2 separate regions of the Homo sapiens genome follow, and region 1 is linked to region 2. A link is an interaction called in ENCODE POLR2A ChIA-PET data of the cell type or tissue named here. Cell type or tissue: PC-9. All regions are shown on one strand.

The links. ChIA-PET counts read pairs that join two places held together with the same protein. Peaks named below come from ENCODE experiments on the same cell type or tissue, not always from the same donor. Only the 100,000 strongest peaks of a DNase experiment are listed, where the experiment ranks them.
Region 1: POLR2A ChIA-PET joins it to region 2 with 7 read pairs; 2 of 35 experiments call an interaction of 5 or more read pairs at or near these places.

Annotation. Positions count from the first base shown.
Region 1 is chr9:98,430,884-98,435,883 of GRCh38, forward strand. All of the region lies in intron 7 of GABBR2 (gamma-aminobutyric acid type B receptor subunit 2), which reads right to left. Among named protein-coding and RNA genes, the nearest start is that of TBC1D2, 180 kb to the left of the region's middle. In PC-9, no CTCF peak of the experiment used is centred here; no DNase peak of the experiment used is centred here.
Region 2 is chr9:98,332,293-98,337,292 of GRCh38, forward strand. All of the region lies in intron 13 of GABBR2 (gamma-aminobutyric acid type B receptor subunit 2), which reads right to left. Among named protein-coding and RNA genes, the nearest start is that of TBC1D2, 79 kb to the left of the region's middle. RefSeq lists an enhancer at 382-526 and a cis regulatory region at 446-463. In PC-9, no CTCF peak of the experiment used is centred here; DNase peaks (open chromatin) are centred at 1,789 and 2,099.

The sequences.
Region 1 (5,000 bases), 99 kb after region 2:
TGCTGCTTGTAGCCCATGTCTGAAAACTGTCATTTCACATAGTATTTGGACTGTTTTTTTTTTTTCTTTAACTTGTTTACAGCAGGAGGGTAAATCTGGTCCCTATTACTCCTCCATCTTGGTTGGAAGTGGGAAGTGGAAGCCCCCAACTCCAGAACTCCAGATACTCTCACCTGGACTTTGGCTGGCTGCTTATCTGCTTGGCTCACTCTTACCTACTCGCTTGCACAACTCATTCCCTCACCTCCTTCAATGCTTTTCTCAAATGTTACCTTCCCAATGTGGCCTTCTCTGGCCAGCCTGTTTAAAACTCTCTTCTCGCCATCCACTGGTAGCATTTCCAATCCTCCTCATCCTCCTACACATCTTTCTTTCTTTCTTTTGGAATAGCAACCATTGTCTTCTGACAACCTGTATACTTTTCTCATTTAATATGGCAAGAACTGATTGTTTGCTCCTGGCACTAGACTGTAAACTCTCTGAAGAAAGGGATTCATTTTGGTTTTGTTCACAGCTGTATTCCTAGCTCCTAGGGCAGTACTTGGCACATAGTAAGTTCTCAAAAATTATTCGTTGAATAAATAAATGATGGAAAAGGTGATAGAAAAAAAAACCCACATAAGCACAGTTATGAAGTTTGGAAATTCTGATGCATGTGTGGGAGAGTAGCTAGTATGCCTCCTGGGTAAGAGCAGAATTCAGAGAAATAGCTGGAAACACAAGTATGGCCTGGTGGTGGAGTTCCTAAAATGCCAGGCTATATCCTACAGGCAGTGGGGAGCCATGGAAGGTTTTGTCTGTTTTTTTTTGTTTTGTTTTGTTTTGTTTTTTTGATAGAGTCTCACTCTATCACCCAGGCTGAAATGCAGTGGTGCAATCTCATCTCACTGCAACCTCCACCTCCCAGGTTCAAGCAATTCTCCTGCCTCAGCCTCCCAAGTAGCTGGGATTACAGGCACCTGCCACCATGCCCAGCTAATTTTGTATTTATTTTATTATCACTATTTTTATTTTATTATCACTATTTTTTGAGATGGAGTCTCGTTCTGCTGCCCAGGCTGGTGTGTAGTGGTGTGATCTCGGCTCACTGCAACCTCTGCCTCCTGGGTTCAAGTGATTCTTGTGCCTCAGCCTCCCAAGTAGCTGGGACTACAGGCATGTGCTACCACGCCCAGCTAATTTTTGTATTTTTAGTAGAGACAGGGTTTCACCATGTTGGCCAGGCTAGTTTTGAACTCCTGATCTCAAAGTGATCCACTGCCTTGGCCTCCCAAAGTGCTAGGATTATAGGCGTGAGTCACTGCACCCGGCTCAAGGAAGGTTTTTAATAAGGAGTACCATGGCCAGAGATTATTTAGGAAGGCTAATATGGTGAGTGTGAGAATGAGCCAGAATGAATGAGCGGCAGAGGGGACAGAGAAAAAGGGGTGGTGGTTGGGATTTCACGGGGGTGGAGTCAGCAGGGCTTGGCAGATGGAAGGGAGGAGTTGAAGATGATCGCTGTATATATCTCTCTGTAGAAACACGGCTGGCATGACAGTGCAAACTTTGGTTCTAAAAATCCCACTGAGGTGGGTGGGAAGGTGGAAGAGGGGTATAAAACAAACAGAGCATTAGAGGTGGCTGACCCCAGCACACAAACCAGGATCCTGGCATTTCCCACCTGCATGAATTTGACAAGCTACACAACCCATTGATCTTCAGTTTCCTCTTCTATAAGATGGTCCTAATCGTGTCTCCCTCACAGGGCTTGTTCCGAGGAAATTTAGTACTTCAGGAGCTTAGTAAATGTTGGTTCTCATCATAAACCTTTTCTTTTCCATTATTTTGGAGTCCCGAGTCCTGAGCACTCTGAGGGTCTCTTTGACCATGCCAGGCACCATCTCCTCTATCCTACAGATGAATTGAGGCACAGAACTCAGCCCCACGTGAGGCCCACTGACTGTCCAACCCAGGACATGTCAGATAAATCCCATGGCCTCCAGTCTGGTCACCACCACTCATAAAGGCTAGAGTGGGCAGTGTGAGCCCGAGGAGAGGACCCCAGGCTGGATGTCTGCTCCAAATCCCATCACTTTGGGGGTGTGTGGGAGAAATGGGACGTGTTTCCATTACACTGGAGTTTAGAAGCTCAGGATACTCTGTTCACAGGAGACTTTAATTCTCAAGACATCTGTCCAGCAGCTAAGGTCATTAAACATGAATTACTGAAGCAGCTCTTCATAAGCTAGTTGATGGAATTACTAGATTGGAGGATGAACAGGGAATTTTGTGTACGCTGTGTAAAGCATTGCAGAGCTGCATATGCCGCAGGGACTCTGCCAAATTAGTGAAGGGGAATTGACAGTGATTATGTGGATTAAACTGTCACTACGTATGGCTTATAAAGATCCTGCATGCTTGAGAGAGAATCTAGGTCACTGTTTTATTATATGCCATGGGTCTGTAAGTATATACATGTATGTAAAGACATGTACACATACATACACATGTACAAAATTACTGCCTTCATACATTTACACTAAGGATATACTAGAGTCACAGTCTGCAGGTGATGAATCATGAAAGTAATTAACTGTACACTAAGGCCTTGAACCTCAAGACTTTTTCAAGCTAGCCTCTACCTTATGTTAGGCAATATCCTATATGTTTTTTTCTACATATTCAAGATTAAGTTACATACTATTCCCTCAAGCTTGGGGCATTGAGGAGAAAGAAGACTGGGACATCATGTCCTCTAGGCCCAGAAAACTGAGGTCCATGTGGGACAGGACATGTTCAAGGCCTCTTTGATGTCTACTTCAACCTTTCTTTCCTTCCCTGCCTGATTCATTTCTGTCTGATGATTCCTGGGGCCACAGCCCCCAGACAAAGAGATGTTTAATGTATTGATACCTGGGCATGTTTCTGTGGAAGGTGGGGGCTCAGAAGACAATGTGGTCCTGATCTCAGGGACCAGGGCTGAACCTTATGGAGAGAGTGGCTAGGTGGAAGACAGAGGGACAATGTTCACAGGTGGGATGGTTAATATTGAATGTCAACTTGATTGGATTGAAGGATACAATCCTTCAATCCAATGAAGTATTGTTCCTGGGTGTGTCTGTGAGGGTGTTACCAAAGGAGATTAACATCTGAGTCTGGGACTGAGGGCTGGGAAAGGTGGGTCCACCCTCAATCTGAGTGGGCACAATCTAATCAGCTGCCAATGCAGCCAGAATAAAAGCAGGCAGAAGAACGTGAAAAGCCTAGACTGGCTTAGCTTCTCAGCCTACATCTTTCTCCCATGCTGGATACTTCCTGCCCTTGAACATTGGACTCCAAGCTCTTCAGCTTTGGGACTTGGACTGGCTTCCTTGCTCCTCAGCTTGCAGATGGCCTATTGTGGGACCTCACCTTTTGATCATATGAGTCAATACTTCTTAATAAACTCACCTTTATATAGACATCTATCCTATTAGTTCTGTCTCTCTAGTGAACCCTAATACAACAGGGAACATGGTGGGGCTCAGGGCACAAGCAGCTGAGCTCTGGGCCAGTCAGTGGTGTGCTGGTAAATGTTCAACAACAGGGTCTCTGAAGGGGAGAAGAAGGAAGCTCTGATTTGTAGCGTTTACCCATTACCATGGCATAAATACTCCCATCATGGCCTATTCAAGCTACTAACGTAACCTCATAGAATAAGAAGTTGGGAAGAGATGTGCACAATCGGCTCTCAGCAGCTGATATACACCAATTCCAACACACCACTGGGCCCAGTTGACCAAGTGTGATACAGCAAGTGTCAGAACAGCCTTCTTCCCTACTGAAGACTGAGGTCACCGCAGCCCTGTATAAGCCCCATGCATTTTGGGGCACTGGGGAACAAAGATCTGGCAATAAGATGGTGACAGCCTCCACAAGTGGCTGCGGGCATGGAGAGTCACCAAGGAGGCTGTGCCACCAGGCCAAACAAGGACAGTTTGTGAGGACCCTGAGATGCCTCCAGGGACACAGGAAAGACTAGGGGAATTGTGGGGAGTGGGTCTTGAGGTCACACTGTTCTGTAGGTAGGGGCAGCACACAAGGAGGTTTTCTTAATGTTGGTGTAACCTCATGTGTAGACCTAGGCTGGAGTGGGTTCTGCCCATTGGTATCATGTTTGCCTCCATAGATCATGAAAGCCTAAAGGGCCAGGCTCAGAGCAAAGCTCTTCTGCACACTCCATATTCTCAGTTTTTAATGCGCATTTGCCAAACATCCTTCTGGACCTGATCTTTGCTTCTGCATGAGTGGAATGTTTTCCTGTGGGATCAGGCCAAAGAGCTGCACCATTCCATTTTCTCTGGGCTGCCAAGTAAATTTTCAGATTATCCAGATGCTTAAAGTATGCAAAATACTGTAGAATCTATTGATGTATTTCTTTAATTTACTATAGTAATGCTCACAGTATATATAACTTCAGAACCATTCAGTTCAAAATGGAAAGTAATTGCATTAGGAGCACACCCTCCATCATCCCCTCTCTTCTGTCGTAACTGGTAAAACACCAAGCCCTATCAGTTTTCTTCCTGAAGTGTGCCTTGAATCCATCCACTCCTCTCTATACCCAATATCACTGAGATGGCTGATACCAGCATCCCTGCAGGTGCTGTTGCTTTGCTCTGACCTGCTCTCCCCACCACAGCCAGAGGGAGCTTCTTAAAAACAGCAGTCAGGTTGCTCCCTTGCTAGACACTTTTCCACTGGTCTTAGTATAACATGGCCTCCACCCACCACTCCAGGCTCATCCCACTTTATTCCAGCCACACTGGCTTTCTCAAAGGTGCCACACTTTCTCTAACCCCAGGGCCTTTGCACCTGCTCTTCCCTTTTCCAGAAATGCTCTTCCACCCACTTTGCCTAGTTAGCTCCTATTTGTTCTTCAATCTCAACTCAAAGTCACCTTCTCAGGGAAGCCTTTACTGATCCCCAGTCTGTCACTCATCCACAACACTTTAGAGTTTGTTATGCACCTTCCTTAT
Region 2 (5,000 bases):
GACCTGGGAGGTTGGCAGGGTAGTTATGTCAGTTTTCTTAGGGAGTCAGGAAATTCTGGGGCAGGGAGTGGAAACAAATCAGACTGATTGACCTCCTTCTATGTGCCAGGCTCAGAACTAGGTACTTGAACATGTTATCTCAGTTAATGACGCTCACAGTAAACCTGTGAGGGAGGAATGAACTTCCCCTATGGGCACTGGGGCTCAGAGAGGTTAAGTCACTCACCCAAGGTCACGCAGCTGGGAGGTGGCAGAATCTGGTCCAAAACCTTGTATCATTGTGTTTACAGATGCCGCACTGTTCCTCCAAAGCACACAGTGCAGGGGCCTGGGCTGGTGACTGCATTCTATTTCCTTGGCATGTGAATGCATTTCCAGAAGCCTGCCATATATTTTTAATAATTGGTATGAACATGCAATCTCTCGTCAGCTGGCTTCCCGTCTGCTGTAAGACGCAGATAAGAAAGAAAGAGCCTGAACAGACACAGGAAAATCCTCCACGCCCATTGGCGGAAATCATGCAGGCCCTGAGTACCTTTCTCACTTTAATTCTTCGAGTCTTCTGTGTCTGAATCGTGGAAGAAAATGACTTCTTGGGTAAAATATTAAAACGCCACATGTGGATGTTCATAGTCTCGCTCTGGCAGCCCTGGTAATAATGGCTCAGAGAGGCCTCTGCAGCCTGGGTCTGGGAGTCAGATTTGATTCCTCTGAGATTCCTGAGCCAGGAACACGCTGGGCTGGGCTCAGGGGTCCCAGTGGCAACGAGTCAGACACAAGAAGATGGCAATGTGAAGGGCTGGCTTCCGTGGGCTCTGCAAGGGTTCAGGGCAGAGCAGCCAAAGGCCGGGTAATAAATGATGCTCTGTATGAGGGCTAACCTTCATCAAGTGCTCTCCAGGTGCTGGGTGTGGGCAAATCTTACAGGCATCCCTTCTAGTCCTCCCCAAAGCTCAGTAAAGTGGGCACTTCTCCTATCTAGGCCCATTTTAAGGCTGAAGCCCTCAGAAATGATACTCATTTTCTAGAGCTGTTGTAACAAACTACCATAAATTGGGCGGCTTAAAACAATAGACAATTAATCCTTGCACAGTTCTGGAGGCCAGAAGTCCAAAGTCAAGATGTCCGTTGGGCTGTGCTCCTTCTGAAGGCTCAAGAGAAGAATCCTGCCATGTCTTCTCCAGCTCCCGGTGGCCCCAGGCATTCCATGCTGTGGCTGCATCATTCTGCCTCCATCTCCGCATGGCCTTCTCCCCTGTGTCTGTGTCCCTCTATGTGTATTTTTTATAAGGACACCTGTCATCGAGTTTAGGGCCCATCCGGGTAATCCAAAATGATTTCTTCTGAAGACCCTTAACATAATGACATCTGCAAAGACCCCTTTAGCAAATAAGGCCACATTTCACAGGTCCAGGGGTAAGGATGCATATATCGTTTAGGGGGAATGACAATTCAGCCCAGTACACTAACCTAACTTCACACAGTAAGTGGCTGAACTGGGATTTGGAGTTAAGCCTAGCTCCAGAGTCTACTTGCTTAACCACTAAGGGCTACATGTTGTATATTTACCAGCTGTGTGACCATGGGCATGTTATTTAACCCCTCTGTGCCTCAGTTTCCTCATCTGTAGACTGGGGATAATAATGGTAATTCCCACATGGGGTTGTTGTGAAGACTGAATGAGTTGATAAAGCAAAGAACTTGGAACAGTGCTTACCACATAGCATGCACTCAAGAAAAGCTGTTGCTATGATTATTTTTGCTATTGTTACTCCTAAGACAATGCAGCTTTGTTGAAATCCTAGAAGAAGGCTGAGTAGATCTAGTACTAAGGATGAAGCGGGACTGGAAGGTGAAGCTCTCAGATCTAAACTTGCTGGATTTGAATATCTGTTCACTCTCATGAACCATCAACCAGATAATCACAGATGTGAAAGAGATTTAAGCATTTGTAAGAGAACATTATGCACAATTGGAAGCTAATAATTTTGAAAGCATCAATGAAGAAAAAGAAAACAAAGGGACGGATGCAAAAAGAAGCAGGAAGTGTGAATGGATCAATCCCAGTGGAAGGGATACTGACTCATCCAATACCACAAGGCTTGGGCTGGGTTCCAGTTCTCATGCGTAGCAAGCAAGGTTATCTCAGGCCAGTCAGGTCACCTACTCAGCTTTAGTTTCCTCTGATGAATCTCTAAAATGGGGATGTCAAGGTGCTTTGTGAACTTTGCCATGCTGTTGAAATGTGAGACACTGTTGTCATTATTATAGTACGTGTTTGCTTACTATTGGGTGCTTGCATGTGAGTAGGGTAAGCCTGGAGTTGGGGTACCAGTCCAGAGAAGGGCAAGAGTATGGGTGGGTGGGCTGGGAAGTGAGATTTGGGCAGGACCAGCAATGATCGTGTTTCTTCTGGCTGCTGTCCCCTAAGGGGTGGTTCACAGGTTGTCTCAGCCTCCTCTGACATGAACAGAGCATCTTTGGGGCATGTTAAATGTTTCATCCTTTGTCAAGGACAAAACAACTCAGTATTTGAAGCTTAATCCACTATCGCTTTAGGGAGAAACTTCAAGCTAAACAAGGGCAGAAAAGAATGAACATCCCACCACAGGGCTGGCGGTTCCTTTCCGAGCCACCATGAGTGCTGAGGTGCCTGGACACTGTGGTTCCCTTGTCCTTTTTTCTTCCCTGTTGGTTTCTGTGGTCAGTGGTTTCCTTGTGATTGTAGAGCACTTAGAAACAAACCTGCCTAAAGTTCTGGTGTGGAACTTGCTCACCCTCTGTCTTCCCATTGCAATGAACAATGCTGCAGAAATAGAAACCTCATAGAAACCTCCCTTTTTTCCTCTTCCTTGCTCTCTCTCTTCCACTGGAGAAACAATTGTTCAAATGCTAACACAAAGATTTTCAGAAAAATATGAGACCAGAGGGCCTGCGTAGCTCTTTGGGGTCTGCACACATGAACTCCCCAGGTGGGCCTCTCTCTGAGTCTGTAATTCTTTTGTCATCATCATCATCTCTGGCTGGCAGGGACCAACTGGACTTCAGATTTTCTGGATTCAGCCTTTTCTTCTTTTACTTTCTAGTCGTAAAAATTTATTGTCCTGAGTCTATTTATCACCCTGGTATCCAAGGTACAGTCTTGGGCCCTTCCTAGAGATTCGTGAGAGTCTGGACCAGAGAATCTCAACTCCGGCTGCACACCAGAACCCATGGCAACTTTAAAAAATTCCTGATGCACAGGGCCCTTTCTAAGCCAGTTAAATCAGATATTTTGGGGGGTGTGACCCGGGCCGGTATTTTCAAAAAGATCTTTTCTGGGTGATGTAGCAGGATTGAGAACCACGAGTCAAGTTTCTCTTTGAAATCATTCAACAACAACAACAACAACAACAACCAAACTTCCTCTTCACCTTTAAAACATTACTTATTTTTCTTTTTAGTATCAACATATTCATCCAATAGTTCAATCCAGCTACTGAGCAACCACATTACCTACTCAGCTGTTGTCAGTGCTGACAAGAATCATGCCAGGGAAGCTTGTCCATCATCCATTCATTCATGCACGCATTCCTTTGTTCATTCATTCACTCATCCATTCAACCAACATATATTGAGCTGTGTGTCTGTCTGGCCCTGTGCAAGGCCATGGAGAAAGAGCTCTGAGTAAGATAGTTAAGGGCCCTGTTTCATGGGGCTCACATTCTAGTGGATGATAGAATATAGATGAGAGAACGAGGAATAAGCAATGTGATGGAGAAACAGGGGAGGTGAGAAAGAATGTTGGGGGACATTTAAGGATCTGGTGATCAGGGAGGTGGCATTTAAGCTAGATCTGAATGACAGGAAAGAGTCTGAAAAGGTTTGGAGGAAGAGCGTTCCAGGCAGAAGAATCATGAATGCAAAGGCACAAAGTTGGGAATAAAGTTGGAGTGTTAGAGCTCCAGACAGAAGGCCCACATGGCTAAAGACTGGGGTGAGCACAGGGAGAGGAACTAGATGAAGTCAGATATGGAGTGGGACTGGATTGTGTAGGACCTGTAGCAAGGTAAGAAGTGTGGGTTTTATTTTAAATTGGAGAATTTTAAGTGCAAAATAGTAAGATACGTCGTGCGTTTAAAAAAGATATCTGGCTGGGCGCAGTGGCTCATGCCTATAATCCCAGCACTTTGGGAGGCCAAGGCGGGTGGATCACAAAGTCAGGAGTTTGAGACCAGCCTGGCCAATATGGTGAAACCCCGTCTCTACTAAAAAATACAAAAATTAGCCAGGCATGGTGGCATGTGCCTGTAGTCCCAGCTACTCGGGAGGCTGAGGCAGGAGAATCGCTTGAACCCAGGAGGCAGAGGTTGCAGTGAGCCAAGATCACGCCACTGACTCCAGCCTGAGCGACAGAGGGAGACTCTGTCTCAAAAACAAAAAAGTATCTTCCAGAATGGCAGATGTAAATCCTGCCTTTCCAGTAATTACATAAAATGGATTAAACACTCCAATTGAAATGCAGAGATTGGCAGAATGAATTAAAAAAAACATGATCTGACTATATTTGCTGTATATGTGACTCACTTTTGATTCAAAGATATAAGTAGGTTGAAAGTCTATCCGAGAATTTTTTGGCTATTCAGGAAAATGGAATATGAAGCATACAAATTGGAATGAAAGGAGCAAAACTCTCTATTTGCAAATTATATAATCTTATGGGTAGAAAATTCTAAAGAATCCACCAAGAAGGCTGGGTTCAGTGGCTCACACCTGTAATCCCAGCACTTTGGGAGGCCAAGACAGGTGGATTACCTGAGGTCAGGAGTTGAAGACCAGCCTGGACAACATAGTGAAACCCTGTCTCTACTAAAAATACAAAAATTAGCCAGGCATGGTGGTGGGTGCCTGTAACCTCAGCTACTCAGGAGGCCGAGGCACGAGAATCGCTTGAACCCGGGAGGCGGAGGTTGCAGTGAGCCAAGATTGCACCAATGCACTCCCGCCTGGGTGACAGAGTG